2 separate regions of the Homo sapiens genome follow, and region 1 is linked to region 2. Evidence: read pairs that join two places in POLR2A ChIA-PET (ENCODE). Cell type or tissue: Caco-2. All regions are shown on one strand. Links, peaks and the distances in the headings refer to the core of each region. The heading gives the core; the rest is flanking DNA.

Region 1 (15,744 bases), core at 3,817-11,816, 85 kb before region 2:
TTATACAGAAATTTCTAGGGAATGGGTAGTACCTTTTGGGCTGTGAGATCATTGCTGTGGAAAGGGGTGGTAACTCCTGGGTGTTGCCAAGGCAATGGTAAACTGATGTGGCACACTGGTGGGCATGTTTTATAGAAAGCTGCTTCTCTCCAGGCCCTGTTTTAGCTAGTCTTCAATTTGGTCCAGTGTCTAAGCCCCACCTCCTAACCCAATGATATTGTTACAGAGCCCACCTTAGAAAAATTCACCAAGAGCCGGGTGCGGTGGCTCACGCCTGTAATCCCAGCACTTTGGGAGGCCGAGGCGGGCAGATCACAAGGTCAAGAGATCGAGACCATCCTGGCCGACATAGTGAAACCCCGTCTCTACTAAAAATGCAAAAATTAGCTGGGCGTGGTGGCGTGCACACCTGTAGTCCCAGCTTCTCAGGAGGCTGAGGCAGGAGAATCACTTGAACCTGGGAGGCGGAGGTTGCAGTGAGCCAAGATTGCGACACTGCACTCAAGCCTGGGTGACAGAGTGAGACTCCATCTCAAAAAAAAAAAAAAAAAAAAAAAAAAGAAAAAAGAAAAGTTCACCAAGTATTCAGCATAGGAAGTCAACTGAAAATAAAACAACAAAATCCCACACCAGCCACAGTCCCACTTGGCCCCTTACCTGTAGTCATAAATTTAGTGCTTCCTGTTGATGGATACATACATTTCTTCATACTAGAGTTAAAATTCAGTATCTTTTTTTTCCCTTTTTTGCTTTTCTTTTACTTGATGGGAGCGGGTATAAAACTTAATACCTTAATTTAACCCATGAGTTTAAAAAAATCCAATCTAGGCCAGCCGTGGTGGCTCACACCTGTAATCTCAGCACTTTGAAAGGCTGAGGTGGGTGGATCACCTGAGGTCAGGAGTTCAAGACCAGCCTGGCCAACATGGTGAAACCCCAACTCTACTAAAAATACAAAAGTCAGCCAGGCGTGGTGGCGCATGCCTGTAATCCCAGCTTCTTGGGAGGCTGAGGCAGGAGAATCACTTGAACCCAGGAGGCGGAGGTTGCAGTGAGCCGAGATTGCGCCATTGCACTCCAGCCTGGGCAATGAGAGTGAAACTCTGTCTTAAAAAAAAAAAAAAAAAAAAAAAAAGATCTATATGGTTGGGATCCGTAAGCTCAATAGTCCTTATTGTTGTTACAAGGAATCTAACTTTCATTAACTCATCACACTAGGGGAAAACCAACTCATTATTTGTGGGAAACGTTTTTGGTAATGTAAGTCATTAGAAATCTAAAACTCACATCAGTTACATAGGGCATTAACATATTTTACTGATACTAACTCCCTGATATGTGAGGTAATGAAAGAGGCAATACCAAAAAACCCACTGAGATTGTGTGTGTGCGCGTGTGTGTAATATTAAATACATCAGAGAGTCTGTGTGTGTGTGTGTGTGTGTGTGTGTGTGTGTGTGTGTAATATTAAATATCAATTTGCTTGAGAAGGCAGAAAGAGTTTAGCACTAGCCCAGGGCTTGTCCCCAGAGGACACACACTGGGAAATGGGCTTTCCTCTCTGGTCTCAGCCCAGGTCCAGCTGCCAGGTGCCGCCTTGCTAACGACTCATGCCTTGAGCTTCACCTCTGCACCTGCACGGCTTGGATAGTCTTGGGCCCACTGGCTGCCTGACACCATCCACCGATTGGGAAAGACAGATGCATTTCGCTCAAGGAAACCTCACAAATGTAGAATATCTTTTTTTGGAGATGGAGTCTCACTCTGTTGCCCAGGCTGGAGTGCAGTGGCGCGATCTCGGCTCACTGCAACCTCTGCCTCCCGGGTTCAAGTGAGTCTCCTGCCTCAGCCTAAGTAGCTGGGATTACAGACGTGCGCCACCATGCCTGGCTAATTTTTTTTTGTATTTTTTAGTAGAGACGGGGTTTCACCATGTTGGTCATGCTGGTCTCGAACTCCTGACCTCATGATCCACCCACCTCGGCCTCCCAAAGTGCTGAGATTACAGGCGTGAGCCACCACACCCAGCCAGAATATCATTTTTGAAACATTTTACCCCTTATAGATTTGGGGTTACAACCTGGGCTTATTTTGCAGATCCATTTATCAACATGTCTGATGATGTGAAGTTCAGGGGCAAATGCTATGTCAGTCTGTGTGTGCCTGGAAGTCATGCTCACCTCTCCTTTTCTGCAAAGTCATTCTGTAACTTCTGTTCCTTCTCAAGAGCTATGGTTTCGGCTTGGTTCTTCAGTGTCTGTTCATATTCTCGGATTTTCTCTTTAAGTGCTTTTATCGTAACCTCTGCAGAAAAGAAAAAAAAAAACCTACAGTAAGAGAAGCATACAATTCCATATGGCTGTAGGTACAAGGCTCTCATAACCTGGTAGGATCGGTGTGTTTTAAACCTTAGCTCTTCAACTCTGACACAAAATCAATGGTTATGAGTCCCTTCAGAGACCTTTTACTCCCTAAATGTTAAATTGAACTTTAAACGTTTAGGCTGAGGAGGATCAATGGATTTTGCTGAAAAGAAGAGCTTTGGTTTCTGTAGTACCAGTTAAAGAAAAAAAAGGGTGGGGGGAGATGGAAATCAATGGTAAAATATCATATCATCTTATTGATGAGTCTTAAATTAGTCCTGTAACTGAGGGATGATTAATAAAGTTTTAGGTGGGTTTAAGTACTTTCTCAGAAAAAAAATAGTTCATAATAGTGTGTGCATTTTGGAAGAAGCAATCGAAGTGGAGTCAAGAAAGTCTACGGTACCCCATTCTCTATGATGTGATGTTTCACATTGCATGCCTGTATCAAAACGTCTCATGTAGCCTATAAATATAGACACCTACTATGTACCCACACAAATTACAAATAAATTAAAAAAAAAAAAAGATGAAAGTCTACAGGCCAAGCACAGTGGCTCACATCTGTAATCCCAGAACTTTAGGAGGCCAACGTGAGAGGATCCCTTGAGCCCAGCAGTTTGACACCAACCCCAGAAACACAGCGAGCCCCGCCTCTACAAAAAGGGCAAGAATTAGCTGGACGTGGTAGCACACACCTGCAGTCCCAGCTTAGGGACTTGGGAGGCTGAGGTGGAAGGATGTCTTGAACCCAGGAGTTTGAAGCTGCAGTGAGCTATGATTGCGCCACTGTACTCCAACCTGGGTGACAGAGTGTGAGTGAGTGAGTGAGTGAGTGAGTGAGAGAGAGAGAGAGAGAAACGGAGAGCAAAAGAAAGAGAGGGAGACAGAAAAGGAAGGAAGGAAGCAAGCAAGCAGGCCTGGCCCTGCAGCTCTGCTGGTTCACAAGTGACAAGAAACATGTGGTGCTAGGTGGATAAAGCATGGAGGGAGTGGGCTGGAAGGGACCCACCCTGGAGTGCCCACCACTCTGGTGGTCATGGGCTGTGTGCAGAGCAGAGGGTGCCGTAGCCTGGGGGAAGATGCTCCGGTGACTGGCATGTGGCCTGGAGGAGTCCTAGAGTGAGGTGTGAGCACCAAGGATGTGGGGCAGCGAGGGGCCCCTTGGGAGGCAGGGCTGTCTTGGGAAAGCGCAGGTCCAGACGGCTCTGGTACCACCAACTGCAGGTTCACAGACATCACCTCAACTGCCCAAATGGGGAATATCAAAGCGGATTTGATGAATGGAACAGACCTGTGGGTGGCTCTGGGGCAGGACAACTACACCTGCGCCCTCCTCCAGATACGCCTATGCCACTCCGCATGCTGGATGCTTTGTGTGTGGGTGGCTCTGGGGCAGGACAACTCCACGTGCGCCCTCCTCCAGATACGCCTATGCCACTCCGCATGCTGGATGCTTTGTGGAAAAGCACTGTGGCCCCAGCCCCCAAGAGAGGGGAGCTCTTAGGAATTGTCGCCCGCTGCTACAGATCTACCTCTTAGCAGGCGAGGCTCATTTTCTTTGTGTTCCCAGTGCTGGCAAACAGACGTGTGCTCAGGAAAGCACTGTGGCATGAATGACTGAAGGAGCCGAGGCCGGGCAGAGCTGGGGGAAGCCCAGACAGGGCTTGTGGCAATGGAGCTCCCTCTGGTGCAGCAAGGGCACCTGCCAGGTGTGTAACTCACATCCATTCCTGCTCCCTGAGCTGCACGGACATGCGCTGGCCAGAGCAGGAGCAAAACACCTGGGCGATTAACACCCACGCGGCTTAGTGCATACAAGCTAAAGGCTTTTTTTTTTTTTTTTTTTTTTTGAGGCGGAGTCTCGCTCAGTGGCCCAGACTGACATGCAGTGGTGCAGTCTTGGCTCACTGTAACCTCTGCTTCCTGGGTTCAAGCAATTCTCCTGCCTCAGCCTCCCGAGTAGCTGAGATTACAGGCGCGCACCACACCTGGCTAATTTTTGTGTGAAAGGCTCTTTTGTTAAGAGGTTGGCCTTTTTCATGAGGTGTGTCCCAGAGTGCTTTCCGTAGAGAGGTGGAATTCCACCAACGATCCCATCAGGGCACAGCAGAGGGGACTGGGCAACTTTCCGCCTTTTGGTTTGGCTGTTCAGGTCCTGGAAGAAATGCTCTGTGCACACAGTGGTTGGTGATACGTCTCTCTCAAGCCATACGGACGAGGCCAAAGTGAGGCAAGAGCTGGACACTTCCAGAATGGACTCCAGACAGGTCAGCTCTGAAAAAGCCTGAACTGCTCTGCTACGTCAATGGTCTACACTCTCGTGTAAACATACAGCATTTTTGTCTTTTTTTTTTTTTTTATTGAGACAGATACTCGCTCTGTCACCCAGGCTGGAGTGCAGTGGCGCAATCTCGGCCCACTGCAACCTCTGCCTCCCAGGTTCACACAATTCTCGTGCCTCAGTCTCCCGAAGAGCTGGGATTACAGGCGTGTGCCATCACACCTGGCTAATTCTTGTATTTTTTAAGTAGAGACGGGGTTTCACCATGTTGGCGAGGCTGGTCTCGAACTCCTGACCTCAAATGATCTGCTCACCTCGGCCTCCTAAAGTGCTGGGATTACAGGCATGAGCCACCATGCCTGGCCTCATTTTTGCCTTTAAGGACCGGCTGGAAGTGGCTGTACAGCACTTGGACGCTAACGCTTGCTCCAGTGGGGCTCCTCAGTGACACATCACAGTGTGTGACCTCGACAGTGTGCTGTGCCTGATGAGGTCTCTTTGCCACCCCCTGGACCCGGGTGAGTGCTCACGGACCAGCCCAACCTCAGCCAGAGGCCACTTTATCCTAGCGCCTCTGGCCTTCTGGCCCAGGCTGTATCCCGGGCAGATGCTGGGTGTCTCAGCAGGCCTCCCAGGCATGTGTAGGGGAGGACGGGGCCAGCATAACAGAGAGGAATCTAAAGGGCTTGGCATTACCTGGGGCCTCCATTTACTCATCATTGCGGGATGGGTGGGGCTGTGGCCCATGAGGCAGAAGTTCCCTCTTTGCTCTAACTTTTATTATGTACCTGATATAGTTTAGATGTTTGTCTCCTCCAAATCTCAGGTTGAAATCTGATCTCCAGTGTTGGAAGTGGGGCCAAGTGGGAGGTGTCTGGGTCATGGGGGCGAATCCCTCATGAATGGCTTGGTGGCCTCTCTCTGGTGATGAGTCACTGAGATTTGGTTAAGACGTCTGGGATGCCCCCTCCTCTCTTGTCCTGTGGCATGCCTGATCCTCTTTCACCTTCTGCCATGAGTAAAAGCTTCCTGAGGACCCTCAGAAGCTGGGCAGAGGCTGGCATCGTGCTCATACAGCCTGCAGAACCATGAGGCAAATAAACCTCTTTTCTTCATCAATTACCCAGACTAAGGTATTTCTTTACAGCAACACACAATGGACTCACACCATCTTTTTTTTTTTCTTTTTTTAAGAGATAGGTCTTGTTATGTTGTCCAGGCTGGTCTCGAACTCCTGGCCTCAAGAGATCCTCCCGACTTGGTCTCCCAAAGTGCTAGGATTATAGGCATGAGCCATTGTGCTGGCCCCTGCTCTAACTTTTTAATCATTTACACTACTGGTGTGATAATTACAAGAAGTGATGTGCACCGCCCACCTTCCCAAATTATAATCACTTTTATTCTTGGAAGTGGGGGAGAGGAAATGACATTTTTCTGGAGCTTGGGAAAACTTGTTATCCAAATAAAGGAGGGTAAATTTCTTTCAAAAACCACACTGCTGAATAAGTAGCAGGTACTATTGAGTGCCAAATGCTGTGTGTATATGCATATTTAAGCTCACACCAACCCTACCTGGTAAGTATCAGAATTGCCTCCCAAGAGAAAGAGGCTTTTAGCAAAGTGAGATAATTTGCCCAAGGTCACATAGCTAGGTGGTAGCAATAAAAGGACTCAAACCAGGTCTGTCTGTCTGCCTCCAGAGCCATTCTTTTTTAGAGATGGAGTCTCGCTCTGTTGCCCAGACTGGAGTACAGTGGTGTGATCTTAGCTCACTGCAACCTCCACCTCCCAGGTTCAAGTCATTCTTCCACCTCAGTCTTCTGAGTAGCTGGGATTACAGGCGTGCCCAACCATGCCTGTAATTTTTGTATTTTTAGTACAGATGGGGTTTCGTCATGTTGGCCAGGCTGGTCTCGAACTCATGACCTCAAGTGATCTGCCCACCTTGGCCTCCTTAAGTGCTGGGATTATAGGCGTGAGTCGCTGCACCTGGCCTGGAGCTGTTCTTAAATCTTGGGCTCTATAACTCATTGTGAAAAGCCACTCCTGAGTGTGGATGAGATCTTTGGGGAGAGAACATCCACACCCAGCTTGGCTCCTGGTCAGCCCCTGTGCAAAGCCCTGGCCACTGGGAAGCTGGTAATTTAGGCACCAGTGATAGAAGGAGAAGGGAAGGACAATCCTGCACAGCCCACCAGGCCCCACCTGCACCACCCTCCAACAAAACAAAAGCAAACTCAAAAAAATAAAATAAGCCAGAAAGAGGCTGGGCACGGTGGTACACATGCCTGTAGTCCCAGCTACTCAGGAGGCTGAGGCGGGAGGACTACTTGAGTCCAGGAGGTCAAGGTTGTTGCAGTGAGCTATGATCATGCAACTGCACTCCAGCCTGGGTGACAGGGCGAGACCCTGAATCTAAAATAAATAAATAAATAAAAAACACTCACCAAACAAACCAGAGAGTGGATCTATCAAAATTAGATACCAGAGGACAATGAAGGGGAAAAAAAAAAAAAACCAGGATACTCCCCTTTAGGGTAGCGTATCTATGAAAACTCAATGTGCAGATTTGCAGGTTACCTTTTACTGCAATACTGGCGTGATTCTGGCAAGAAATGCTTCCTACAAGGGAAGGTAATACCTTCCCTCACAGCAGTTCCAGCCCTAGTAAGCCCAATGCCTCGCTCTCTAGCAGGACAGAGTTGTCCCTTCTAGTCCTAAAGGCTCACCACTCTCTGCAAAGCCAGAAAGAAGCGGGGTCTGGCTTCCCCAGCTGCCTGTCACCTCGTGCCCCCAAATTTCAGCAAGGAAGCTATGCTGGCCTGAGGGCTTGAGTACCCCCATGCCCACACTACAGGGAGGTGTGCTCGGAGGTCTTAGGCACCGCCGCCCTCACAGCCCATGCCTCTACCTCTGGCTCTTCACACATCATCACAGATGCTTTCTGGATCATTCCCATGGACAATTCTTCTTCCCTGGTCTATCTGCAGTGTTTTTAAAGCCAAAGGACACTTTTAGAAAGTCTTTGCCAATTGGCTGGGTGCGGTGGCTCACGCCTGTAATCCCAGCACTTTGGGAGGCTGAGGGGGGTGGATCATGAGGTCAGGAGATCGAGACCATCCTGGCTAACACGGTGAAATCCCGTCTCTACTTAAAAAAAAAAAAAAAAAAAAAAAAAAAAAAAATTAGTTGGGCGTGGTGGCGGGCTCCTGTAGTCCCAGCTATTCGGGAGGCTGAGGCAGGAGAATGGCGTGAACCCGGGAGGCAGAGCTTGCAGTGAGCCGAGATCGTGCACTGCACTCCAGCCTGGGCGACAGAGCGAGACTCCATCTCAAAAAAAAAAAAAAGAAGTCTTTGCCAATTAACTTTTTCTGTTGTTGTTAAAGACTGGATCTTGCTCTGTCACTCAGACTGAGTGCAGTGTCACAATCATGGCTCACTGCAGGCTTGACCTCCTGGGTTCAAGCGATCCTCCCGCCTCAGCCTCTTGAGTGGCTGGGACCACGGGTGTGCACCACCATGCCCAGCTAATTTCTGATGTTCTGTAGAGACAGAGTATTGCTACGTTTCCGAGGCTGGTCTCGAACTTCTGGCCTCAAGCAGTCCTCCCACCTTGGCCTCTCAAAGCGCTGGGATTACAGGTGTGAACCACCGCACGTGGCCCCAATTAACTCTTTATTGAAGTCTCTACAAATGGTCAATGGAAGGCCACTAGGAATGGGCAGCCTCCCCTTTCAATTTAATTCCGTACTCACATTCCCAAACCAAAACAAACTGGCCGAATTATTCTTTGGAGCTGGCTGAAAAGCCTGCTGCTGCTGCTGTCAGACGGGAGCTGTGATTTTCCTTCAAGCCAAGGAAGCCAACAGGCTCCTGGATCCTGAGTGCCTCTGGATTTTAGGTAAAGGAGAGATTCCTTTGTTCTTCCCTGACGGGAAAAGCCAGGCAACCTTTGCCCTCTCTGTCTTGTTGACGGCTGGGCAAACACACCAAGAGGTTGTTTTCTTTCATTAAATTCCTAATGAATAGGCGATACTGACAAGGCAACAGCGGGGCTTAAGCATGCAGCCTTTAAGATGTGTCTGAAGCCTTAATGTATCCACAGCAATTATTAAATGACTTACTGTGTGTGACCCTTTGATCATGAGCTGGCTCTCTGACAGGTGTCGCCTGGAGGCAATGCATGGGCCTTTCAAGAGGCAGACCCAATCACGTAATGATACGGGAAGAATTTTCAAAGAATCCTGATCGGTCTCATCAGAGGGCAATAAAATCTTACGTCGTTGTTGTGCAGAGGAAAAGTTTTACTTCGAAATAGCTCAGCATGATTATCATCTCTCTTTAACGACTCAGATTCCTGCCCCACCCTGACTTTATGACGTGTATATTACAAGGAGAGCTGGTCTCAAAAGTATGGGAAAAGCCAATTAAAATAAAAAGAAGAGAAAAAAAAGAAGAAAAGAAAAAGCAAAGAACGCATTTTCCACCAACCTTGATTTTTCACTTCAGCAAATTCCTTGTTGTATTCTTCCAGAGTTTCCCTAAGTTTCTGGTTCTCTGTTTCAATATCGTGCAGGCGCTGCACTTTGAGCTGGAGTTGCTGTCCGAGATCCAAAGCTGGTACGGGATCTGCACAACAGGAAAACAGCCATCACCCCACTCGGCCAGCAAACAGGCCCCCTCCACGGCGGTACACAGGCTCAGAGTGGGGCTCCTGGGACATCAGCTCCGGGGGCTCCCCAGAGGCCACAGTCATGCCCCTGCAGCCAGCCCCCTTGCTGGGTGGGAGAATTCTCCAGTGCTTTACAAAGGATGGACCCAGCCCGGGGTCCTCGAGGTGTGAAAATGGGGTGGCAATAGCCATGAGATTCACTGGTATTTGCCGATTACTCCTGCCTGGTGTGACACTTTCATGATTTTCATTCTTTGATCAGATAAGTAGAGAAATACACCAGGTAGCAGCCCCAGGAGGTCAATCACATCCCCGGAGCTGCACGTGGAGGACGGACAAGTCCGTGGACAGGTGCCGGGATGTTTAAGGGTCCAGTGATTATGAGGCTGGAAGTGACACCTGATGCCTGAGAACGCCACACAGTTCACGGGACACTTTATGGAGATTGTGTCTTTTGAGCCTTACAACAATCTCGAGAAAGAGGCCTCAGAAACTAAAGCCCAGGGAAGCAGAATGACTCACCTGAGGTCACCCAGCTAGTTGGTTGGCATGGAGAATGCACACCTAAGTCTGTTAACTCCAAGTGATCATGCTTTTTTGTTTGTTTGTTTGTTTAAGACAGGGTCTCACTCTGTCGCCCAGGCTGGAGTGCAGTGGCATGATCATGGCTCACTGCAGCCTCCACCTCCTGGGCTCAAGCAATCCTCCCACCTCAGCCTCCCAAGTAGCTGGGACTACAGGCATGCACAAGCACGCTGGGCTAATTTTTGTATTTTTTGGTAAAGATAGGGTCTTCCTATGTTGCCTAGGCCAGTCTCAAACTGGACTCAAGGGATCTGACCGCCTCAGCCTCCCAAAGGATTACAGGCGTGAGCCACCCCACCCAGCCCTGAGTGACCATTCTTTACAACAAGGTAAAGAATGAAGCAGAGGTGAAGCAGAGGAAAGAAACACTTAGGCTTTATAAAGCCACCCCATTTCATGACATGACCACTTTCCATTACGATCCTCCTTCACTAATGAAGGGTGTTCAGAAGAGTCAGGGGTTAGCGGCCGCAGGTCCCAAGGCTGGAGACCCCTGCAGAGGCACAGCTGGTGACCCGGCATGGCCCTGTCGTAGACCAGCTGGCCAGGAGGCCACCACACTCCTGATGATAACTAAGTGCAGAGCAGCGCGCGCTGCACGGCAGCCAGGCCAGCGCTGGGGTCTTGCAGCCAATTCAAGGTCATATCTGCCATCAGATTCACTTCCAGAAAACTGGATTTTAATCCAAAGTCAGAAGTCACAGACCTGGAATTTACAGTACAAACTCACGGCTCTCGCCTTTACTGTGAATTCAACACAGGATAGAGAGACCTTAAATGTTCTTCCGCATCAATGTGATCTTTAGTTTTCTTTCTGCTGCCTAAGAGGCAATTATATTCCGCCTGCTGGGTACCTGGGGCATACTTCCTTTGGAATTCTCAGGCTCCGTCAGAGTGGAAGAATACCCAAGTCCACAGGGCTTAGAAAGATTATTGAATATATTTCTGGTATGGGCGCCAGTGTCACTTGTGAGATGGCTGCAGAGATTTAGTCTCCAGTCGAAGAATGCCAAACACCATGCCCAGCGGATCAACAAGAGTATATATTCAAGAGCTCACTTAATTTTCAAATGCCAGAGTCATTAATTTTTCAGACCACCCTAGGTTCCTGGAATCGAGGGCCAGGTCTACCATGCCTCGGTTAACGTATCCAGCAGGAGCCAGGGACTCTTTAGGATGCCAGCGTCTTTGCAGAGTTTACAAAAGGCAGGCGCTGGGATATGTTGGGCTCAACGTCAGCAGATCCCGGGTGCTGGGGTTTCACAGCAACACAGTCCATCATGCAGAATCCCTGGCTGCTGGGCACTTACTCTGCACGTATACACAGCCTATAATTGCATCTCTTTCTGGTGCATGGCTTTTCATTATTATTTTAATCAGCATCAAAATATTTATGTTAAATTTGACTCCAAAAGCTATTTTGGAGGCCGGCTGCAGTGGCTCATGCCTGTAATCCCAGCACTTTGGGAGGCCGAGGGTGGCCGGATTGCTTGAGCTCAGGAGTTCGAGACCAGCCTGGGCAACATGGTGAAAGCCTGTCTCTACAAAACAAAAACACAAACCAAAAAACTAGCCAGGCATGGTGGCATACCCCTGTAGTCCCAGCTACTGGGGGGCTTAAGGCATGAGAAGTCCTTGAGCCCTTGAGGTCGAGGTTGCATTGAGCTGTGATTGAGCCACTGCACTCCAGCCGGGGCAACAGAGCGAAATCCTGTCTTGGAAAAAAAAAAAAATGCTATCTTGGGGAGATGGTTCTTTGTAAGCAGGAGTCGTGATAACACAAAAAAACAGAATTCCTGAAAAGATTCCAGGTGCTGTTTGTAAAAAAAATTTCCATAACTTCTCTGGATACCTTCACCTTCTCAGCCTGCCCCTCTTCCCCACCTTCACGACCTTGTGCTGGGCAAATGGTTTCAAGAAAGTGAACAGCCCGTTCACAGCCTCCTTTGTACAGAACCACGATTTAAACTTGACATAGAGGTCAGGGAAGAGGAGGTAAAGAGAGGAACCTTTGATCACGTATAAAATTCTATTAAGAGTTGCTCACGTAGGCTTTCTAGCACAAGTGCCAGCAAATTATATCTTTAAAGAACACACCTAGTATACTGCCTGCCCTCCCTAAAAGTTCTGTCAACATTTCCAGTTCATTCTTTTCAAAAGGCCAGGACCCCACTGTATCTGCTTCGAATTAAAAAATAGCTTCTCCCATGCGGTTAAGCAAGGAATCCGGTGACATATGAAAATGACACGCACATTATCAAGTGAGGAGGAACCAGACCTTTACACCAATTTTCAGAGCCTTATACTGTAAATGAAAATTCAGGCAATCTCATAATCATTCATCATGGCATGTATATTTAGTCTGACACTATTAAAGGTTAATGCCTATGTAGCAAAGCTGGTCACAGACTAAAGGATGAGCTAAATGTTCAAACATCTCTGTGCATTAAACTCCAAACTTTACTACAGCACAGTTGAATGGCTAAATGCCTACAGCATTTGAATATTGTTTTGGGATATGTAAGAGGCATTGCTAAAGAACTTCTTAGGCTTAATTTTTATTACTTGTATTAAAGGAACAGCTAATTACTGCATGACAATATAATGACTCTAGCATGTTTGGGCTAAAGACCAAAACAATGAATTTTGGCGTGCCAAAACCCAACCTGTGTGTTAATCTACGGAAATAATAGCTTTTTGTCTTGTTAATGATTTCCAATGCCATTTAAACCCCACACAAGGATTGTCAGGTCTTATGCGAACGTCAGATGCCTCCGATCTTAGCAGCTCAATTAGGGAATTGTCTGGAGGAGGCGAAGAGGACACACCCATATATAAAACAGGAACACACAAAATCCGGTAACCCCTGTCTTCCCAGCCTCCTCCTCCTCCGATTCAACACGCTTTCCTGCCAGCTCCGCCCACCCAATGCGACAATCTTGTAAAGTGTTTTACAATCATCTGATACTTAATTCCTAAAGCAATCTTGGAGGTATTATATAGCTTGTTATGCAACACAGGGCTCAAGGAACATAATTATTACAAACAACAATACTGTACATATTCAGCACCTTTTCCTAAGTGCACGCAATATTATCTCGTTAATTCCAGCCATTACAGTCAGAGGCTGGCGGAGCCCGCTCTGCAATGTATGGGGTGGATGCATCTCACCCAGGGAGGGAAAGAAAAAGGAAAGAAGCCCGCCAGGCAAACGACTTTGAAAAATTCTCAGTATGATTTCTGCTTACTGGCCAGGCACAGTGGCTCACACCTGTAATCTCAGCACTTTGGGAGGCCGAGGAGGGAACATTGTTTGAGCCCAGGAGTTTGAGGCCAGCCTGGACAACATAAGTGAGACCCTGTCTCTGGAAAAAATACAAAAATTAGCCGGGCATGGTGGTGCATGCCTGTAGTCCCAGCTCCTTGGGAGGCTAAGGTAGGAGGATTGCTTGAGCCTGGGAGGTGGAGGTTGCAGAGAGCTATGACTTTCTTTTTTTTTTTTTTTTTTTAAAGAGATAGGGTCTCACTCCAGCCTGAGGGACAGAGTGAGACCCTGTCTCAGAAAAAAAAAAAAAAAAGCTTCTGTTTTCTTAACCAGCAGCCAAAGAAAATCTCTTTCAGTACTAATTTAACAAATATTTCCTAAGCAACGGAACCAACTAGCTGCTCTGGGAAAGGCTCAGCCTCATAGCAGAGATAAGCCATGCATGTAAATGACAAACGCAAGGCAGGAGACCAGATGAGTGGAAGAGCGCTCCTGGAGAAACCGGGAAAAGGAGCTCTTTTTTTCTTTTCTTTCTTTCTTTTTTTTTTTTTTTTTTTTGAGACGGAGTCTCACTGTGTCACCCAGACGGGAGTGCAGTGGCGCTATCTTGGCTCACTACATCCTCTGCCTCCCGTGTTCAAGCAATTCTCCTGCCTCAGCCTCCCAAGTATCTGAGATTGCAGGCGCACACGACCATGCCAGGATAATTTTGTATTTTTAGTATAGATAGGGATTCACACCCCATTGCCCAGGCTGGTCTTCAACCCCCGGCCTCAAGCAATCTGCTCACCTTGGCCTCCCCAAGCGCTGGGATTACAGGCATGAGCCACCACACCCGGCCTAAATGCATTTTTGACTCATGATATTTTCAACTTATGATGTTTGGTAGGTTAGGGGTATTGAATATATTTTTGACTTATGATATTTTCCACTTGTGATGGGTTGACTGGGGCACAGCCCCACTGTGAGTGAGGAGCGTTTGCGCTGCTGAGCATGGAGAGGAGAGGCACAGGGAGTGAGGGAAATGGGTCCTAGAGACAAGGGGACAGGGAAGGCCTCTGAAGAAGTGAGTGGGGATGAAGATCTGGATGGTAATGCCAGGCAGCGCAAGGATTCACCCCAGTCAGAGGCAGCGCCCAGTGAAAGGTCCCGTGGTAGCTGTGAACAGGGCATGGTCAAGGCATAGTGAGAAGCCAGTGTGGTCCCAGGGAAGGAGAGGCAGAACAGGAAGGGAAAAGAGATCTGGGAGAGGGAGCCTGTGCACAAGGATTTTAAGAAAAATAGGAGTGCAAGGAGGAGAGAAAAAGAAGATATAAAAAGAAGCAAACTAAATGCTAGAGCTGAAAGTACAATGTCTGAAATGAGCCAATGGTCAGATTTTGGATGCAATTCTTTTCCTGTCAAGAAGTGGCCAGAGATGGACGGCATGGCGCACGCCTGTAATCCCAGCACTTTGGGAGGCCAAGGCAGGTGGATCACCTGAGGTCAGGAGTTTGAGACCAGCCTGGCCAATACGGTGAAACTCTGTCCCCAGGAAAAATACAAAAATTAGCTGGGTGTAGTGGCACGTACCTGTAGTCCCAGCTATTTGGGAGGCTGAGGCAGGAGAATTGCTTGAGCCTGGGAGGTGGAGGTTGCAGTGAGCCGAGGTCACACCACTACACTCCAGCCTGGGTGATAGAGCAAGACTCCATTTCAAACCAAACCAAACCAAACCAAAACTGTAGTACTTCAACCCACACAATGGTTTGTTGGTTTTCTCTTGGCAAAAGCATGTAAGAGTTTTAAGCTTAAAGATGAGCTATATAATTTTCTTTAGAAAAGCTAAGTGATCCTGGCCGGGTGGGGTGGTGCGTGCCTGTAATCCCAGTGCTTTGGGAGGCTGAGGTGGGAGGATCACTTGAGGCCAGCAGTTCAAGACCAGCTGGGGCAGCATAGCAAGACCTCGTCTCAGCAAATAAAAGATAAAAAATTAGCTGGGCATGGTGGGAACACACCTGTAGTCCCAGTTACTAGGGAGGCTGAGGTGGGAGGATTGCTTGAGGCCAGGAGTTAGAGGCTGCAGTGAACTATGATCATGCCACTGTACTCCAGCCTCAGCAACAGAGCGAGACCCTGTCCTCAAAACAGAGAGAAAAAAAGAAAAGAAAAAAAAAGCAAGCTAAGGGATCCAAATTACCTGCCCTGTTTTGTGATGGTAAATGGCTATCATATCAGTAACATGCCGCTTGACAGATACTTTTGAAAAAATAAACACATACTCTAAGTTGTTGCAATAAATGTGGTGCTTTAATGCTTGTTGAGGAAAATAACTATTTTATGCTACAGTGACAGCATTCTAAAAGTGAATATTTGGAAATGTTTCCATCATCTATATACTGATGGGCAAAGACAGCACCTTTTACAAAAATGGTTCAATGCCTTATATCACACAAGAGGGAGTGTAGTGTAATGGTCTGCAGTATGAGCCAGGCTGCATGTGTTCAAGTCTCAGCTCTCTCATTTATTGGTTGTGCAATCTTGGACAAGTTACTTAACCCCTCTGTGCCTTAGTTTCTTCATGCATAAATTGGGC
Region 2 (15,744 bases), core at 4,093-12,092:
AGGCATTCGGGACCAGCTTGGGCAACGTGGTGAAATCCCGTCTCTAGAAAAAAATACAAAAATTAGTGAGTATGGTGGTGCAGGCTTGTAGTCCTATCTATTTTGGAGGCTGAGGTGGAGGATGGCTTGAGCCTAGGAGTTTGGGATGGCAGTGAGCTATGACTGTGCCACTGTAATCCAGCCTGGGTGACAGAGCAAGACCCTGTCTCCAAATGGGGGAAAAAAAAATCTGATAATCCAGGTTTTTCTGGATGTCTTTTTCATCCTACAGTAACTTGGATACTTTTCTGGGAAATAACCCTGACTGCATTTAAGAGGTACAACATCTCTTGGTGGTACCCCATCCTGTACAGTGACAGTTCAGGGGTGGGACCCTTTCTCCTTCGGAGACAATGTAGTCTTTCCAAGAGCACTAGGGCAGGGTGGGGGTAGTGAGGGGCTGAACTGGGTCACTTCTGAAAGACTTGATTCTGACTCTCACAAGGTTGTTGCCAATGGTGCTAGAGGTGGGGACCCTTAGGGACCTGGCCCTGTGGCTTGGCCTGTTGTCACCTTCTGTTCCAGATCTCCCTCATCTGGGGTAATTCTCCGCTCTTGCCTCTCCCCTCTCCTCTGGTCTTAGCTCACTTTGTAATTTCTTTTTTTTTTTTTTTTCCAAACCGAGTTTTGCTCTTGTCACCCAGGCTGGAGTGCAGTGGCGCGATCTCAGCTCACTGCAACCTCTGCCTCCTGGGTTCAAGCAATTCTCCTGCCTCAGCTTCCCAAGTAGCTGGGATTACAGGCGCCCGCCACCATGCCCAGCTAATTTTTGTATTTTTAGTAGAGACGGGGTTTCACCATGTTGGCCAGGCTGGTCTTGAACTCCTGACCTCAAGGGATCCACCTGCCTTGGCCTCCTAAAGTGTTGGGATTACAGGCGTGAGCCACCACGCCTGACCCCAATGTCTTTTTATAAGGTCCTGGTAGCAGCAATGAGAGAACAGTAATTACTAATGAAAGAAAAAATGTTCTTAGTATTTATTTTCCTGGATGTCACGTTAGATAGCTGTTAAGTTTCCCTTATCAATGTATACAAGAGCTCAGACCAGGTATGGAGTCTTTAAAAACAAGACAATATATATTATATGATATGTGGACTGTAGACCTCAACTTAAAATCCAGTTCAGTGAAAAATGATGTTTCTTTTGTTCCAGGATACTGAAACCGTCACTTCCCATCTCATCTGAAGATGAACCATATAACCATCAACACGGCATCGTTCCTTTGGTTACTTTTATAGATGAACACATATTCCTTCCAGTCCTTGTGATAGAAAAGGGTAATTTTAAATGGCATTGAAACTCAAGTATTAAATAAAAAATATCTTTCTATACAACAGCAGACAGTAAGTATGTCCTGGCAATTTCTCAAAGATTTTAGTTCACAGGTTTGAGAAAAATTCCATTAGCTTTAATTATTTATCAGCAGTCAATTTAGATTACTGTTCTTGACCTATTTTTACAGTGTATAGGCCACCCAGCAATGAAATAAATGAATAGTCTTTTTCTACAATGGCTGATTTTCTGAAATAAAAGAAATCTGGTTTAAAGGAGGAATGAAACCCCAAACATGTAATTACCACAATATATAACCCGCCACGCTGCTTTTGTAGTCGGATAAAATGCACATCTTTGTGAGTTTTTTGGTTATTAAATAAGATTATCTTGAAAGGGATAAACTCACTCCTGCTATAATTTCTTCCCATTTAAATGTCTTTGTGCCATTTAAAACACGTTCCGTGTCCTGGCAGAGTCTCCAATGCTGATGCTGTGGCTTTTGCGTGGTACGTGGTACAACTCCACCACGGGAAGGGCTGGCTTTGGGGGACTGGTGGGATTGGGAACTGAGATGAGGGTGCAGGATTTCAACATAGGGTGCCTGCTGGTAAGCAGCGAGGGGTACCCTGAAGCTGCAGGTGGGGACCCCTGAGTTCCTGATCAAGAGGGGATCTGCAAGACTTGTCTGATGATGAGACCGGGCATGGTGGCTCATACCTGTAATCCCAGCACTTTGGGAGGCCAAGGCAGGTGGATCACATGAGGGCAGGAGTTCAAGACCAGCCTCGCCAACATGGTGAAACCCCAACTCTACTAAAAATAGAAAAATTAGCCAGGCGTGGTGGCATGTGCCTTTAATCCCAGCTACTCCAAAGGCCGAGGCAGAATTGCTTGAACCCGGGAGGCAGAGGCTGCAGTGAGCCGAGATTGTGCCACTGCACTCCAGCCTGGGCAACAGAATGAGACTATGTCTCAAAAAACAAACAAACAAAAAAAGACTTGTCTGATGTTGAAAAGTGGGGTGGGAGGGGGGCGCGGGGGCGGTTATCTAAGTGGCAATGCCTGAATGTGGACCGAGGAGGATAAAGGCTGAGGATGGTGCAAAGGACTAAGAAGAAGGGCAGATTCGAACTGCACAGAGGCCGTGATCTGGCAGCACGTGGCCACGGCTCAGGATTATGGTGGAGCCTGGATGCCAATGCCACTAAGCCAACGATCCTCAAAGCAGGGTCTGGGGACTCCCGGCTCCCCAGATCCTTTCATGGATCCACAAGGTCAAAACTATTCTTGTTACTTGCCTTTTCCTCGCCTTCTCCCGCAAGTGTACAGTGGAGTTTTCCAGATGCCTGCGATGTGTGATGATAGCCTCACTCTGACACCAGCGGCTCGTGTGTTTGTGTGTTCCTGTGCTTTGCAGACTCCTCAGCTTTCATGTCTAACACAGTCAATACTGAGAGATACAGCGCACGCACGCACGCACGCACTCAAGCTCTCCGGAGTCCTCAATTTTAAGAGACTGAAACTTTGAGAAATGGTTGCACTAAGGCTTCTTCTGGTCTCAGAGCTGAGAACTGCTCATTGTCAAGGGAAAGGCTGTTTGTCCACTCTGAGATCCTGTGTGTGGCCTCAGGGGCAGCTCAGACAGGACAGCCAGAGCCTCGTTGGCATCTGGGGATCAGACACCCCAGTGAGAGGGGCATGCAAGCGCCAGCTCCAGTACCCTGGGCTGGATCTTCCCTGCCTAGTCTCCAAAGCCATGTGTCCTGGGCTAGCCCACCTGGCACAGGAATTTCCTGCAGGACTGTCCTCATGGCCAGGGGATCAGTGGTAGGAAATGGGAGAAGCCAAATTCAGGCTCCATTGGTTAATTCTCTTAAATAAGTCTGATTTGACTCTAGGTCTGATTTCAAAATATTCTTCCAGGTCCCTTTCTGAATAACTGCTCATGTCGAAACCTCTGACTGGGCACAGTGGCTCACACCTGTAATCCCTGCACGTTGGGAGGCCCAGACAGGAGGATTGCTTGAGGCCAGGAGTTCAAGACCAGTCTAGGCAAGATAGGGACACTCCTGCTCTACAAAAAGTTTCTAAAAAAATTACCCAGGCATGGTGGCAAGTGCCTATAGTGCGAGCTACTCGGAAGGGTGAGGTGGGAGGATCACTTGAGCCCAGGAGGTTGAGGCTACAGTGAGCTATAATCATGCCACTGCACTCCAGCCTGGGTGACAGAGCAAGACTTCATCTCAAAAATAAACAAATCTCTAGTTACATTTCAGAACTTTGAAAATACATCTGTGATTTACTGATGTATCTATACATCAATTACATCAATAGATTTGGAACTTGTCAAAGAGAGGAACCACATGTTTTTCTGAGACAGAGTCTCGCTCTGTTGCCCAGGCTGGAGTGCAGTGGTGTGATCTTGGCTTACTGCAACCTCCGCCTCCCAGGCTCAAGCGATTCTCATGCCTCAGCCACCTGAGTAGCTGGGATTACAGGTGTGTGTCACCATACCTGGCTAATTTTTGTATTTTTTAGTAGAGATGGGGTTTCTCCATGTTGGCCAGGCTGATCTGAAACTCCTGACCTCAGGTGATCCACCCATCTCGGCCTACCGAAGCGCTGGGTTACAGGCGTGAGCCACCGCACTGGCCCACATATTGTATTTTAATTTATTCAAAAACCATTTGAGCATTAACTACGAGCAGTGAATGAGACAGTCACAGTCCCTGCCCTCAGGGAGCTTAGCGAGAATGGTGAGGTCTCAATTTCTAGGAGACATTTGAGGAGATGTACATTCCTCCGTTCTATTCCTGGGCCAAAGGATGGTGCTAGGTTCGGGGCAGACACAGTGAATACTTGTGGACTGAATGAATGAAGAGATGCTCTTCCCAGACTCATCACCAAGCTCACTTTTTTTTTTTTTTTTGAGATGGAGTCTCTCTGTGTCCCCCAGGCCGGAGTGCAGTGGTGCGATCTTGGCTCACTGCAACCTCCGCCTCCCAGGTTCAAGCAATTCTCCTGAGTAGCTGGGAGTATAGGCGCCCACTACCACGTCAGGCTAATTTTTGCATTTTTAGTAGAGACAAGGTTTCACCGTGTTGGCCAGGCTGGTCTCAAACTCCTGACCTCAGGTGATCTACCCACCTCGGCCTCCCAAAGTGATGGGATTACAGGCATGAGCCACCACACCCAGCCCAAGCTAACGTTTTATGGACACTGCTGCAAAGGGGACTCCTGTGCTAGACAGGGATGGACCCCAAAGGCACCATTTCACCCCAGGACTCTCTGAAACCAACCAGGACGTGTGACTCCGACTTTTGCCACTGTGTCATTTATTCCAGATCTTAGGCCCTGCTAATATTTAGACAAATGGGCTGTTTAAAATCAGAACGCAGATTAATCCTTCCTCTTAGTACTTTCAGGAGTCTATCCGTAAGAATAATCAGAGATGTAGGCAGAGATTTATGCACAAGAATGTTCAGCATGAGTTTAGAACAGAGAACAACTGGGAACAATGTGGATTCCGACACCAGGGGAGTACTTATGAGAGAATTCTACTAAAGCAATGCAATTGCATATTAGGTACTCAGTATAATTCTTTGTAAGGAACGAGGTCTCGCTCTGTCGTCCAGGCTGGAGTGCAGGGGTGTGGTCATGGCTCAGTGTAATCTGGAGTATCATTATTTTTTGGAGTACCATTATTTTTTGAAGAACAGCAAAGACTTGGAATGAGGCACGTGACTTCCATTTATGCGACAGATGTTTGTTGAGTGGCTATTTTGGGCCTTCCGGCCCTGTTTTAGGGGCTCCTTCAATCATGAGCAGAGACCACAGGCTGCTGTGCCTCCTGGGCCTCTGTTGTGTGGCAGGTGAGACATGAGTCAAATCACCACCAGCATGGATGACACTTATCTGTGGCCGGTGCTGCAGAAGGGCATGTGGAGCGAAGGGAGTTTAAGAGGCAAGCCTGGCCGGGCACAGGGGCATGTGCCTGTAATCCCAGCACTTTGGGAGGTTAAGGCGAGAGGACTGCTTTAGCTCTGGAGCTCAACACCAGCCTGGGCAACATAACCAGACCCCATCTCTACTAAAAATCAAAAAAATTAGCTGGGTGTGGTGGCATGAGCCTGTCGTCCCAGCTACTTGGGAGGCTAAGGGAGGATCGCTTGAGCCTAGGAGGTCGAGACCACCCCGGGCAACAGAGCAAGATCCCATCTCTACAAAAAAATTTTAAAAAGTAGCCACGTGTAGTGGCATGTGCCTGTAATCCCAGCTACTTGGGAGTGAGGTGGGAGGACTGCTTGAGCCTAGGAGGTCATGGCTGCAGTGAGTCGTGATCGCGCCACCACACTCCAGCCTGGTGACAGGGTGAGACCCTGCTTCCAAAAAAAGAAAAAGAAAAAAAGAGGCAGACCTGACCCTAGACAGGAGAGAAGGCTCCTTTGGGGAAGGAGCACGTGAACTCAGATCTGGACGATGCATAGCGGGTGGATGAGTGAAAGGAGCCACGAACTTTTATAAAGCTTGTTTACAGTCTGATCCCAACATGGTAACAATGAATCTCACACACATATAAGCATTTGGACACCACCACCAGGAAAGACATCAGTATGAAATGGGAGATGTTTCTAAGTGAACACAATTATGGTTTTTCTTTTTCCTTTGTCTTTAAATAAACTGTATCCTTTCGGCTGGATGCGGTGGCTCACACCTGTAACCCCAGCAATTTGGGAGGCTGAAGTGGGTAGATCACCTGAGGTCAGGAGTTCGAGACCAGCCTGGCCAACACAGTGAAACCCCGTCTCTACTTAAAATACAAAAATTAGCTGGGCATGGTGGTGTGTGCCTGTAGTCCAAGCTACTTGGGAGGCTGAGGCAGGAGAATTGCGTGAACCTGGGAGGCGGAGGTTGCAGTGAGCCGAGATCACGCCACTGCACTCCAGCCTGGGTGACAGAGTGAGACTCCATCCCAAAAATAAAATAAAATCAGATCTCAGGCACTCTCCTTTTGCAGTTCCAGTTTGATTTTGTTTCACCGCCTGGATGCCTGACTTCACGTTTATTCATCGCTTGTGTGCAACTAGTTTACCTAAAATTAAGCAGCTTGAAAAAGACATCCTTTTGTCTTAGGTTCATAATCAGCACATATTGTTTATTAATATTTACTAGCTTCACAGAGCTGCTCAGAGGAATAATTAATAATGAACGATGGGTAAATCTACTTGCAGACACAAAGCATGGTGGACACGGAGGCAGGGTCTTGGCAAGGCACCTGGTAACCCATGTGCAGCCAGAAAGACAGAGCTAAGCGGTAACCTCACAATTTTTAGATGCTTTTTTTCTTTTTTTTTTTTTTTTGGTGGTTGGGGGATACTACAGAGCCACTGGCATCAAAAATGCAGCCCATAATTTCTTAATTTCTAAATGGAATTATTTATACCATACAGATAGCAACCAAGCCTAAGCAACATGTAACTTAGGGGGCAACTTGGGAATTTAAACCTTTGAAACTAGATTTTATGTTTAAAGACGCTCAGAGACTTCCCAACGGATTATCCCAACCTAGCAGGCGAAGGAGAAACAAAAACTTCCAAGCAAAGAAAGGCTTCCTGGCCCTCCCCGACTTTAGCATCCCCGATGGCAGAGCAGCACGCGGCTAGGAAGCGGACCTAACGTCACTGCAGCCAAGAAAGTCCATTCAAGGGCACCAAAGAAGCAGCAACTTAGTTTCATCCAGTTTTATCCAGCAGGTCCCAGCCCTTGGAGACCCCAGAGGGCTCTGCAGAGCGTAGAGCGTATCTAAAAAGAAGTCTAATTTGTATTGATCTCTATGCCCAACTTTGCAATTCTCAGGATGTGTGCTGTTTTAAAATGAGCACATTTCACAGGAAATTCTGGGTGGGAAATGGTGGCTGTGTTGTGGGAGTGAGTGGTGGCCATACCGAGTACCCCTTATGTCTGTCTTTTGAGATACTATGAATGTAGCTTCTAAAAGGTGTGTCTAACAGCAACCCGCTTCGAAGGCCACAGAGGTCGGTCTCTTGTGAGCTTGCTGCCCAGGAGAGTTCCAGGGACCTGAACAGAGATAGACACAGTTTAGAAGCTGCTTGGACCTGAAGGATACACACGGCTCAGTACCTGTTTTGCAACCTGTCCCTGTATATGGAGCCACAAATTGCACCTTACTCAATAACAGATTAAAACAAAAAACAGGCTGGGCATGTTGATGCATGCCTATAATCCCAGCACTTTGGGAGGCTGAGGTGGGAGGATTGCTTGAGCCCAGGAGTTCGAGACCAGCTTGGGCAACATGGCGAGACCCTGTCTCTACAAAAAATACAAAAATTAGCGAGGCATGGTGGTGTGTGCCTATGGTCCCAGCTACTCGGGAGGCTGAGGTGGAAGGATGGCTTAGCCCAGAGAGGTCGAGGGTGCAGTGAGCCGTGACTGTGCCACTGCACTCCAGCCTGGGAGACAGAACAAGCCCTTTCTCAAAAAAATAACAAAATGAAATGAGAAGCGTTTGCATATGAGTCAATCAGTCAAGAAAGCAGAGAACCCTCTATTTCTGGAGTGACTAGCCACAGAAAATACGCTGTATATGTGAGCTTGGATCTATGGAAAATTGTTGATGCTTAGAGAATTATTATGTGTTTGGTCAATAACTGCCTTTTGAATACTTTTGGAATTCCTCTAAGCAAGCTTTCTCAGGCCTGTTCCCAAATAGTGACTTTCATGCGGTCCTGGAATTTTCTTCTGAATACACAACATGGCTTCTTTGTAATGAAACAATTTAGGAAAGAAATACAGTTGAAGACATTCTATATCTCTTGGCTGGAGCTGCTGGCCCTGGTAGATGAATCATAGAAGTCCATAAATGTCGAGCAAATTTGCACAGACTTTTCTTTTACTACCATATATGGCAAATATAGATCTATTTATCTCCATCTTGACATTAGCTTCGGCGATTTTTGTACCTTATTGTCTTTCTTACAAATTTCTCTTGATCTACGTCTCAGCCACACAAGACAGCATGTCCAAAGACAGTAACGTCATTCATAACCCTGGGATGGTGCTTTTTTTTTTTTTTTGGTATGACGGCAGAATGGCAGAATGTTTAAACTAGTAAGTATTTGAGGTAGATCAAAGTACCTAGCTATTTACATTCTTGCTACATCTTAGCGAACACCACAGGGCCGTAAGGATTACCGCAAGAATTTAACCTGAACAAGTTTTCTCCCCCAAGGAATTAGGTGTTTCTTATCACACATTTGGGAATCAGCTGAAAAACCGTGGTTGGTGCTGACTGCTTTTGATATATTCCTTAAAGAGATGAATACTGAAAATATTTTCAGGATTCTAAAAGCTGACTTGCTGGGAAATTCCATGACCGGCTAAGATGATTTAAGAATTCTCTGGGGGAATGCTTGCTTCATTCATTCATTGATTCATTCCTTCATTAAATTTGTACTGAGAGACAGAGATACAAAGACGGACAACCCCCTCCCCCCGCCCCCACTCTCCAGGACACAGAGTGGACACGGGAATGTATACCTTCTGGAAGCAGCCAGGGCCATCTCTTCATGACCCTGGGCAGTACCTTCAAAGAGTCCAGTCAGAGAGGACGCTGGGAAAAGTAGAGTGACTAGTCTATCTTCTGCTTTCATTATCATATTCCCCCATGTGACAAGTACAAAATCTTCAGCTACAACCTTTAAAAGCTACTGAAGGCCAGGCACAGTGGCTCACGCTTATAATCCTAGCACTTTGGGAGGCCAAGCCAGGTGCATGACTTGAGGTCATGAGTTCGAGACCAGCCTGGCCTACATGGTGAAACCCCGTTTCTACTAAAAATACAAAAATTAGCCAGGCATGGTGGCACGCACCTATAGTCCCAGCTACTTGGGAGGCTGAGACATGAGAATTGCTTCAACCCGGGAGGCGGAGGTTGCAGTGAGCCGAGATCGCACCACTGTACTCCAGCCTGGGCAACAGAGTGAGACCCCATCTCTTAAAGAAAAATTCTAAATAAATAAAATACATTTTTTTAAAAAAGCAAATCCTGTGAAATCAACAATATGGCAGACTATGTTTAAAACCTAATTGGGTGAAATTATTTTAGAATACCCTTTCAAAGAGTCCTTTCTGTAGTCCAAAATTATCTGAAATAAATAAATAAATTCAAGCGTCAACCAGCATGGCCAACATGGTGAAACCCCGTCTCTACTAAAAATACAAAAATTAGCCAGGTGTGGTGATGGGCGCCTGTAATCCTAGCTACTTGGGAGGCTGAGGTTGGAGAATCACTTGAACCCAGGGACCAGCGATCACACCATTGCACTCCAGCCTGGGTGACAAGACCGAAATTCCGTCTCAAAATAAAAAAATAAATTCAAGTGTCTAAGTAAGATAATAAAAATCCTCTCACCCTGCTGCCGAAAATGAGAGGGGTGTACCTCCGTGTCCTGCCCTGGTTAGGTACCGACTCCACCGGGTAGTTCTCCCACCCACAGGGAGTTCACCAAAAAAGGCAGAAGGCCAGGCGCGGTGGCTCATGTCTGTAATCTCAGCACTTTGGGAGGCCAAGGTGGGCAGGTCACCTGAGGTCAGGAGTTCAAGACCAGCCTGGCCAACACGGTGAAACCCGTCTCTACTAAAAACACAAAATTAGCTGGGCATGGTGGCGCACACCTGTAATCCCAGCTACTTGGGAGGCTGAGGCAGGAGAATCACTTGAACCTGGGAGGAAAAATAAATAAATAAGCAAGCAAGCAAGCAGAAGAGACCATGTTTGTCTCCAAAATCCCATCACCAGCGTATGAGAATAGCAAAACTGAAGAGAAACGCATTGGTGGTCTCGGGGAAGGGGCTGTAGGGGCTGAGCAGCTCCTGCCAGGCAGAGGATCACAAAATCCAAACGTGTCCTCCGAACGCCCACTGCGCTCTCAGTGCTGGGCTTGGCCACAATTTGGTGTGAATGCTTCAAGACTCACACCAAATCCTTGGCATGAATACACCATACAATGATATATCCAGAGACGGCTTACTCGAACAAAGAGACCGTCAATAACAATATAATTTTACTTTTTTTTTTTATTTTTCTGAGATGGAGTTTTGCTCTTGTTGCCCAGGCTGGAGTGCAATGGCATGATCTTGGCTCACTGCAACCTCCGCCTCCCAGGTTCAAGTGATTCTCCTGCTTCAGCCTCCTGAGTAGCTGGGATTACAGGCATGTGCCACCATGCCTGGCTAATTTTTTGTATTTTTAGTAGAGATGGGGGTTTCTCCATGTTGGTCAGGCTGGTCTCACACTCTCGACCTCAGGTGATCCGCCCACCTCGGCCTCCCAATGTGCTGGGACTACAGGCATGAGCCACCACGCCTGGCCAATATAATTTTACTTTTATAAAATGATATCCATGCTTTCAGCTTAGACACAAAGCACAACCGGCATCTTTTAGCGTGGTCCTCACGCCCGCCGGCAGAACTCCTTCACTGAGTTTCCTCAATGTCTTTTAGACACCTCTTCATCCTATAAATGTGCCACACATGCATGTGACATGTCCCTATGCACACACATATTTACTTAAATACGCACACACACATACAAACGAGTAACAGACAATGTCATCTCTACTTCCTTCCCTTTCCCGGAAGCTACAGGTATGTACATCACATGTATGTTGCCTGATATGAAAGAGAGGCCCAATCACGAATTCCATGATACAGATTTAAGAGATGCTATGCATGGTTCACTTGGTGAATCTCCCTTTCTTATGTAAGCACATATCCAAGTCAGTTTTTTTTTTTTTTTTTTTTTGAGACAGAGTCTTCTTGTTCTGTTGCCCAGGCTGGAGTACAGTGGCGTGATCTCAGCTCACTGCAACCTCCACCTCTGGGTTCAAGTGATTCTCCTGCTTCAGCCTCCTGAGTAGCTGGGGCTACAGGCACTCACCACCATGCCTGGCTAATTTTTGTATTATTTAGTAGAGACGGGGTTTCACCATGTTGGCCAGGCTGGTCTCGAACTCCTGACCTCAGGTGATCTGCCCACCCCCGCCTCCGAAGTGCTGGGATTACAGGCATGAGCCACCGCACCCAGCTGCACCCTTGCTGTTTCATATCATGGAATCTAGCACCGGCAGCAAGGGAGGCCGCCCACCTCACTCTTTCTTTTTTAAGAAGTCCGCAGTTCTGAGAGGTCAGAGCAACCTTTCTTTCATTTTCAAGCTCCCCATGTGTGCTGGAGAGGCTGTCTTTATAGGTTTTAACATGTACCAACCAGGGATTAAGCTAAGTGAGGCACGCCAGTCACGAAGGCTCACTGAAATTATGCCTGCTAATCTTTTAAATGGCAAGAACGTTAGGCAGCACAAAAGGAATGTTAGTAATTCCAAAGCTTTTACCCAACTGAGGAGGTTTAAATTTACAGGAACATGTACTAGAGATAAAGAAGTCCAAGGCCCTTGGCCAACCTGTCTGCCACGCTGGTGTGCAGAAGAACAGAAGATTCTGTAAGGAGAGAGAAGGGGTGGAGGCTGGAAGATGGGCAGAGGGCCAGGGTTTAAGACCTGGCGTGGGCCTGAACTCACCTGAATTATTTTACTTGTAGAAAGAGGCTACAGGTTGGGTGCAGTGGTTCATGCCTGGAATCTCAACACTTTGGGAGGCCAAGGCGGGAGGATCACTTGAGGTCAGGAGTTCGAGACCAGCCTGAGCAACATAGCAAGATCCCACCTCTAAAAGAGAAACTGGGTTCCCTGGTCTGGACTGAGCAATTTCTTTGGCCTTCTTAGAAATGAGCCGCTCTGCAGCCCCACGCAGCCTTTCTTCAGTGTGTACATTAGGGTGCTGTGCGGCCTAGGTGAGGGGTGTCACCTGGCCACATCCGTGGAGGGATCCTAACACCATCATTTGTGCGGTCAGCGTCATGACAGCCACTCCACTGTGCTTGCTTCTAGATGCTTCCAAACAGCCCTTCAGGTATGGAATCATCCCTGTCGTGTAAATAGGAAATCTGGAATTCCCAGAGGTTATACATTGCACCTGAGGCCATCTGGCTACAATCCAAACTCTGGGTGCGGCTGGCGCCAAAGCTACTACACCATGCTGCCTTCTAAGCTGCATTTCATCTGGAACCGCTGTGGCTGGCAGGCCGAGCCTCTGAACACTGCAATTCAGGTTAATCATGCAGACCTGCTGGAGCACGCGGGGCCGAGGGTTCCCTGTACCTCCCTTCTCTCCCCTGCTGTATGGATCTCTGACCTCACTACTGGCAGGCCTGAACTGCCATGAGTGATCAAGAACCTGAGAGGCCTCTGATCTGCTCCACCTACATCTGTGCCCACCAGGAAAAACAAAAATCCTGATAAAAGACCTGGGGTGCGCATCAGGATTCACCATGACTGTGCTGTGGTCTCGCCTCCTGAAAAGCTATTTTGTTCATCGTAAGTAGGCAGTTTGACAATTGCTCAATGTTCAGGCCCTACCCCATGTCCTGTCCTAGTCAAGGTCAGGGAAGGAAAGGTGCCTTGTCCCCAGGCATGTGGGCCCCCAGCAGAGCAGGACAGGCTGGGGACCTGGGGTTCTTAGGCTCTTTTGGTTGGGGGCTGAACACTGGTCATATCCCAATCTCTAGAGAGGGCAGAGGAGGACAGACACGCACTCTGCACCTCAGGGATTACACGAGGAGAATAAAGACACGCACACGACCGAAATACCAGGCAGGAAATGAAATGTGCCGAAAGACAGGCGCAGCTAGCCTACAACGGGGGCCCAAGGAATGAAAATCCCTCTTTGCTGGGCTGGGGGCACCTGAATTGGGTGATATTTGCCACAGAGGGGCGAGTAGAGGTGGGGGGGCTTTCTAGAAAGAGACAAGATACAAACAGAAGGAAAAAAGAGGAGATCCAGAGATACAAACAAGGTGAAGCTGATGGAGTAAGACATGGGAGAGGGGGCCAGCGGGGACAGGCTCCCAGATCACCGAAGCCCCTAGAAGAACCCAGACATGGCCTGAGAGGCGGGTGGACGGCCACCAACCATGCAAAAGGTAGTACGCAGAGACCAGACCAGGGTCTGCTTCAGGAAGGTGACTCCTGCTAAAGGACAGGCCAGAGGGGAAAGCCTGGAGATGGAAGATACCAGCTGGGAAATACAAGTTTGGACGAAGGTAACAGAACCAGAAGTGGTGCCTGTAATCCCAGCACTTTGGGAGGCCAAGGCAGGTAGATCACCTGAGGTCAGGAGTTCGAGACCAGCCTGACCAACATGGTGAAACCTTGCCTCTACTAAAAATACAAAAATTAGCCGGGTGTGGTGGCGGGTGCCTGTAGTCCCAGCTACTCAGGAGGCTGAGACAGTAGAATCGCTTGAACCCAGGAGGCGGAGGTTGCAGTGAGCCGAGATCGCACCACTGCACTCCAGCCTGGGTGACAAGAGTGAGACTCTATCTCAAAAAAAACAAAACAAAACAAAACAAAAAAAACACCAGAGGTGGGTGGTGGCGAGGGAGGGGGGAGGAGGAAGACAACGTTCCCCAGAATTAAAATAAACTGGACTTGGCAAGCAGACTGACGGGAACAGGAGAGAGTGGGGCTTTGTAGAAGTTTAGGGCCCAGGTGAGGGTGGCAGCCCCTGCCACAAGCCAGACAGGAGGGGTGCAGGCCAGGAACTGATCTGGTGGTGAAGATGATGAGAAATCCACGTGGGAAATACCCGGAGCTGGCAGGACTTCCACAGAGAACCCAGGCCCTGGCACCCAGGGGCGGAGGGTGGGAGGTGAGGAGGTTCTGTGGCCAGGGTGCTTGGAAATGTCCCCTTAACAGGAGAGGGGAAGAGAACAGAAAGGCTGCAACAACTAAAAACTATAAGGGGCAAAAGGCTGAGACCTGTGGAAGAGCCGAGGGCCTCAGTGAGTGAGTGGTCTGATCTGAGAATGAACTGAGGGGTTCAAAGTCAGAGAGGGCCATGGCTTAGGTACAGGAGGCCGAGGCTGCAGTGAGCCAGGATCGCGCCCCTGCACTCCAGCCTGCGCTACAGAGCGAGACCCTGTCTCAAAAATTCAATCAGTAACAAATGAAATACAAACAAAATAAAAATTCAGAGGGCCATCAGTGAAGACCTCGGGGCATCTAGGCTCCGTGCATGGGGTCTGTTCCTTGGATGAGGCCAGCAGCAAAGATGAGAGATCCATCCCAAGGCAGCTCGTGCAGAGCCACTGCCAAGCAGAGGAGGAGGCCCGCGCTGGCGAAATCTACAAGAAATACACTTTTGTGTGGGAAATCTAAGAAGCAAGGGCTTTCCGCTGCATCCCGGCCTGCACCGTGGTGGGCGGGGACGGCTTCTTGCTCCTCTCGCACGCCCAGCATGGAGCAGCCCCTTGCACCCTTGGCAGTGACGCCTGATGCATCCAGTGGTTTTATTCCACATCTGCCCGTCACAAACTGTTCTAGATGAAATCAGTTTCTGAAGATGACAGCCCAAACCCATTCACCAATAACCTTATTTTCCCTAAAAGAAAAATTCATTCTAGGGCCGGGCACGGTGGCTCACGCCTGTAATCCCAGCACTTTGGGAGGCTGAAGCGGGTGGATCGCCTGAGACCAGCCTGGCCAACATAGTGAAACTCCATCTCTACTAAAAATACAAAAATTAGCCAGGTGTGGTGGCGCGCTCCTGTAATCCCAGTTACTCGGGAGGCTGAGGCATGAGAATTGCTTGAACCCGGGAGGCGGAGGTTGCAGTGAGCCGATATCGTGCCATTTCACTCTAGCGTGGGTGATAGCGCGAGACTCTGTCTCAAAGAAAGAAAAGAAAAGAAAAGAAAAAAAATCCATTCTACCGAGATGAGATAAAAACTGGCATTCCAGAGTTGTCCTTCGAGGGAGCACTGAGGCGTGGTCAGCAGAGAGCCTGACGAGGCTTCCCTGTTCAAAGAGTAACTAGACCATCAGCCTGGCCATTAAAAGGCAGGTTTCCAACTGGAGGCTCCAAACTGAAAGAGACCGACTTCCGAGCCAGTGGACCCCGCGGGTCTTTTTCTCTTTACTCCCGGGTTAAAAGGAGGGAGGTTCTGAAGGGAAACCCCAGGCAGCTCTCTTTCTGAATGCCTGCAGCCCCACTGGGGTCCTGCTACTTCCTCCCTAGGGTCTGCACTGAGAATGACGGACTTCAACCTCGGCAGCCTTAGCCTTCCAAGCGCATCTTCCATCGGCTTCCAAAACAAACCAGTTTCTCTGGCCAACCTCATCCACGCGGCCGCTCGCTCCTCGTGACCTTTCTCTTTAGACCCTCTGGTTTTGGTAAAAGCAAAGGGTTTTAGGCTTTGTAGCCTGGGATGCTAATGAGCTGCTCTTACTTCATCGAAAGGGCCTAAGAGGAGCTACACTACTTGTGCCTCCAGAAGCAGGTTCCCAGAAGGATG

What was found. Peaks named below come from ENCODE experiments on the same cell type or tissue, not always from the same donor. Only the 100,000 strongest peaks of a DNase experiment are listed, where the experiment ranks them.
Region 1: POLR2A ChIA-PET joins it to region 2 with 20 read pairs; 3 of 35 experiments call an interaction of 5 or more read pairs at or near these places.

Annotation. Positions count from the first base shown.
Region 1 is chr7:102,090,896-102,106,639 of GRCh38, reverse strand. CUX1 (cut like homeobox 1) reads right to left here. Exons shown (of 24, transcript NM_181552.4): 5 at 9,139-9,276; 6 at 2,181-2,304. Among named protein-coding and RNA genes, the nearest start is that of SH2B2, 190 kb to the left of the region's middle. RefSeq lists enhancers at 3,718-4,394, 4,662-5,161, 5,162-5,663, 8,363-9,562, 10,442-10,953 and 1 more. In Caco-2, for the core only: no CTCF peak of the experiment used is centred there; DNase peaks (open chromatin) are centred at 5,331, 8,729, 9,289 and 9,726; H3K4me3 peaks cover 156 bases.
Region 2 is chr7:102,005,792-102,021,535 of GRCh38, reverse strand. The region is part of intron 2 of CUX1 (cut like homeobox 1); the gene reads right to left. Among named protein-coding and RNA genes, the nearest start is that of CUX1, 200 kb to the right of the region's middle. In Caco-2, for the core only: no CTCF peak of the experiment used is centred there; DNase peaks (open chromatin) are centred at 8,194, 8,515, 8,885 and 11,686; H3K4me3 peaks cover 378 bases.